2 separate regions of the Homo sapiens genome follow, and region 1 is linked to region 2. The links are chromatin loops, found by intact Hi-C in ENCODE. Cell type or tissue: chondrocyte. All regions are shown on one strand. Region 1 overlaps LINC02955 (long intergenic non-protein coding RNA 2955). Region 2 has its middle 510 kb from the start of LINC02955.

Evidence for each region. Hi-C counts contacts between places; a loop is a spot of excess contacts. Peaks named below come from ENCODE experiments on the same cell type or tissue, not always from the same donor. Only the 100,000 strongest peaks of a DNase experiment are listed, where the experiment ranks them.
Region 1: it touches region 2 in a loop (3-fold over the local background); 12 of 110 quality-filtered maps call a loop at or near these places.

The regions. Positions count from the first base shown.
Region 1 is chr12:22,855,058-22,857,557 of GRCh38, reverse strand. All of the region lies in intron 1 of LINC02955 (long intergenic non-protein coding RNA 2955), which reads right to left. Among named protein-coding and RNA genes, the nearest start is that of LINC02955, 160 kb to the right of the region's middle. In chondrocyte, CTCF peaks have their summits at 1,061 and 1,265 (motif pointing left); no DNase peak of the experiment used is centred here.
Region 2 is chr12:23,203,945-23,206,444 of GRCh38, reverse strand. No RefSeq gene overlaps it. Among named protein-coding and RNA genes, the nearest start is that of LINC02955, 510 kb to the right of the region's middle. In chondrocyte, a CTCF peak has its summit at 1,080 (motif pointing left); no DNase peak of the experiment used is centred here.

The DNA of each region.
Region 1 (2,500 bases), 350 kb after region 2:
TCAGAGTATGATCAGAGGTCCTCAGCCCATGGACTTATCCTTTTCAAAGAGAAACTGGGGAGACATGTCCAGCTTGTGCACTCCTGGCATATCACAACATTTAGAGCAATAGATTTTAAAAAAGGAAATCAAGGATAGAACATTAGAGTCAGCTCCTCAGTCTTTAATGTACTGTTTCACTACTTAACCGTGCCTAAAGGTAGTCTGCTGGTGTACTTTTACAAATAGCACCATTAACAGAATTTTACATGCTTAGGTCACTTTACTTTGATCCCAAAGAAGTCTTAAAACATTGTACAAACAACAGACTGGAGGCTACATCCCTGAAAGCCACTTCTGGGGAGGAGAGGTGGTCCCTGACATAGCAACAGAACATGCGGGACAGTTTCAAACAAAGAACAAAGGCAAACGAGGGTCCTTCTGAAAACCGCCAAGGATGTTAAGTGTTTTCAGAGAGTGAAATCAAATACAACAGCATAAGGCCAGTGGAGAATTTTTCTAGGAGATAGAACCTTTGCTTAAAGTGATTAAGTACTTACTGGTCATCATAGACCTCCAAATTTCACATTCCCATATACATAAACTGAATCTCCAAATGCACTGAAATTATATCTCAGGCATAAGCTTTCTTTTGTTCTCATGCCAGTTTGTAAGAGATCTTTACATGAACAAAAGCTTCTGTCTTTACAATAACCATCTTTCTTTAGAAAAGGCATGCAATATACTTTTGGGATGCCAAATCGCACAATAGAGAAAACCAAATAATTCCAGTGAGGTTTGATGAGCCCTCAGAAAATCCTACAACAATTCTAGTCACCTGTCAATCAGGAAGTAGCTCATAAAGAATTGTGTGGCATTGCTACGGTCTATTACCTGTGATATTCCTTTTGGTTCACTTGAGATTTTTTTAAAAATACATAATGAATGCATTCAATAATTGTTTGAATTGCTGCTGTGCATCTGTCATAAATGGTTTATGGATAACCATCAATTGGTTCTGCTCATCAGTCTAACAAGTTCAATGTACTACTCAGAGCAAAGGATGACTATTTATTTAACAGCTCTTGGCAGGAAAATTTGTTGCATGCCACAACTTTACAAAGAACATTAAAATCAATGACAATTTATAAACCAAAGGCTGGGAATTATGCTTTGGATTCCCATAATTCATCAGAATAAAGCTGTCAGATACCTTTTATTATAAATTAATAGCATGTTGTCTAAGAGCACCATGGCACAGATGTTTTGCCAGTTCAGTACTGACATCTAGTGGACAATAAAAAATATTTCCCCATCTTTTCTTAACTCGATTTTCCTTCTTTCCCAAAAGATGTTTGTTGTTGCTTCATTAGTCAGATTTTTGTCGTGCAAGAAAATATATTTGAGTTGAAGTTTTGTGTATTTGTATTTGAGCCAACAAATATGTCACAGGTTTGAACTTTTACTAATAAACATTGGCAACGTGTGCTTAACGTAATTCAAAAACTACTCAGCTAGCCACACCTTTTTTTAAAAAAAAAAATCTTCTTCTATATTTTAAATATATTAGTACTTGTTATATTTGGGGACTTAATTTTTTCCAAATCTTTACTACTAAATCAACTATACTATATTAAAGTAACAAACTTTTAACTCTAATATTCTCATAAAGAAATAGAAATATAGTTCCAAGATAAGCATTTACTTAGCCTGCATTCGATTAAAATCTAGGATCAATTTACTTTTTGTGAACTTGTATCTTCAATTTGATGCAACTTATGAATAACCAATATAGTGCAAAGAAATGACTTACTTAAATGCATCGTTTGTGATCTTGCTTTCTTAAACAGTACTTTCAGGCTGATCTACACAATAGCATTCCATGGTCATTAACACATTCAAAAGCTGAGAAACATCCTACTGTGCACTGGCAACCTCTCAGGCACATGGTCTTGGCAAGAGTCCCACCCTGGAACATGCTAGGATTTTTTAATGCTCCAAGTAACGGACAAATCTGAGGCTTTCCAAGCTTTCCAGAATATCACCTGATCTGAACTCATGCTGGATATGATTTTCTAGGGAGCTAAGGAGGCTAAGATGTGCATTCTTTTCAGAGTCTTTTGGTATTTAGAGTACCTGAAAGTGAAGCAAGGAGAAATGAAACTAGAGTTTATGATGTACCTGCTCTTGTATCTGGCACTGTGATCGGCACTTTACATGAGAAATTAATAGAGTACAGGTCAGGGATGAAAATTAGCGTTCCAATTTTATACACCTTAAAAGGAACATGAATACACGCTCTAGTGCTGGCATCAAGCTGAAATTTCTAGGAGACAGAATGGTATCTCTTTATAACTTGATTGTTACTAGAAGACAACTGGAGAAACTCACCTAAAATCATAATCTGCACCATTCCACTCTACCAAACTATAAAATGGTGAGAATGGTATTTGAAACCACCTTGCAAATTTTGTGAAATTCTATATACTCTATTTTAGGCTACTTTGAAAGCCGTGCATTA
Region 2 (2,500 bases):
TGGACTCGTAGGGCAAATTTGTCTGCAGTTTAGCTGGCTGTTGGAGGACTTAACTCTAGGTTCAAAACAGAATGTTTGGCAAAGAGCTATTTGGTATCTACCAATACCTATTTCCAAAACCGAGGATGGGGGAAGTAGGAGGAGATAAAGACATGGTTGTGACAAAATGGATTAGCATTAATTTAGGTCTCATGCCTCCAAAAACTTTAGCCATTTTCTCAAAGTAATTTTCCAACAACTCATTTGGATCTTGTAACTTCCGTCTTTTAAGACTGTCTGCTAGTCCTTCTGTATCATTTGAGGCTTTGCGTGACGTAGCCCAGGCATTCCTCTTGTTCCCCTAAATGCACCACGGTCGTTCACAACTTCAAGCCTTTATATGTGCATTTGGGGTATGGGGAACTAGAAGACTACTTCTCCCTATTTATTTTCTACTACCTTCATCACTTCCAAGGCCCAACTCCAATGTTACCTTCTTGTGAACATTTCCCTAACTCCCAGAGTTAATCGAGCTCTCACGGTAACCAGTTACTAGTTCAGCACCAGAATTGACCATGTTGTGTTATCATTGACAGCATTATCCCTTTGTCATATCATTATCATCATGTGTTACATCATATCATATTATATCATTTTATGTTTCTCTTTTCCTAGACTGTAAGCTGCATGAAGATAGAAACTCCATATTGTCTAGCTCAGTATCTTTCTCTCTTCCTCAAACCCACAGATCAGTTCTAACATTGAATACACATCATAAACTCTCAGAAGAAAATGCTCCTTCACCTACCTTCCTTTTGGAGATTGTTAGAAGAGAAAGTATAACCTATTGATATATATATATTTTTTTCCTTTTTCTTTTAACTGTTATCCTGAATGATTACAACACAAAGCATATTAATAGACGTCACTTACAAATGACTTATTCCTAGAAAAAAATAATCTGATTACTTCACTCAAGGTGCTGTTTCTGGGGTTCTCCAAGATCCTTGAATGCCAGGAAGAGTCCAAGGACAAAGTGCTGCTGGGTACCAATCTGAGCAATAAAAATGGTGCATCTGCCATCTAGTGGTCATCACGTGTAAATGCACCTGGACTTGAGCAAAAGAAGTCTCAAGGGACATCCCATAGTGAACAGAAAGTAAAACTAATACCTGTAAAACTAATGCTAATAAAAGTAATAAATACCTGTGAACATGGATGGGCCTCCTACTGTGTTCTAGACACTGTGTTAAGGGTTTGATACGGACTATATTATTTCATATTCAAGACAATCATGTGAAGTACACCCTATCTTTATACCCATTTTAGAGATAAAAAGTTTGAGGCACTGGAAAGTTAAGGCTTCTGATCCAGCTAGCCTGACATCAGAACCCACATCCTTAAAAACTGAATTATAATATGTGGTGGTCAACTGAGCTGAACTCTTCAAGAACATCAATTTCTGTGTTAAAAGATGTAGTAATTATTAAAATGTGTTTACAATTTTAGAGTTGGAAAAATATGTTCACAATGTCTTATACCTTTACAACAGCTCCATTATCAGTATCCTTATGTTACAGATGGAGGAACTCTCTTAAGATAAATGAAATAATTGTTTAAAGTCTCCAAGCCAGTAATTGATAGATCAAGTGGATTCAAACTTGAGTTTTAATCTAAACTCCATATTGTATCTGCTACATTACTTTTCACATATAGTGATTGAAAAATATTACAAAATGTTTTCATAAGCTTTTTTTATTTAAATACATTTTTATTATTCAAGTGTTCGGTGCTCCAGTCTCCTGAAGGCTAAGTAAATCTGGGGCTTGAAGAAGAGCCGGGGACTAGCAAAGCACAAACAGCACTGAGTCACAAATTCTCTTATCTCCCCTCTGCTGTGCTAAGCCCCCTATCTGCCAGAACACTCCATCTCACCACAAATCGAACAACCAGCACCAGATTCCAGACCCAAAGAGCAGCCTCTCGCTCTCTCAGCTTGGCTCACTTATCCAGTTTAAAATATGATGTTTTAGTTTTCTTGAGAACCACCAAATCACTGATTACCACTTCTTCCCAATGTTCCAATCCTCTTTGAAAATCTACTTACACAATGGTATGGTCAGTCAGTGAAGAAGCTGAGTAGCTCCTGTGCCTATTGATGCTCAGATCAGGACACTATGTCACTTTAGAACACAAATCTCAGCTTCTAGTTATAGGATCTGTTCTTTCCCTTCATTGAAATGCTTTCTCTGTTCATTTTGGCCACACTTCACTTTCCCATCCATTGTCTTTTCAATACATCTTATTCCTTCTTTAAAATATTTATTAAGATCCAATTATGGAGTCCCTAACCTCAGGAAGGTTGCAATCTAGTAGAATGATATATAAAAATGAAATTAATAGACAATGCCAGGTGCATTGACACTCACCTATAACCCCAGCTACTCAAGAGACTGAGGCAGGAAGATCGCTTGAGCTGAAGTGCTCAAGACCAGCCTGAGGAACATAACGAAATCCCCAT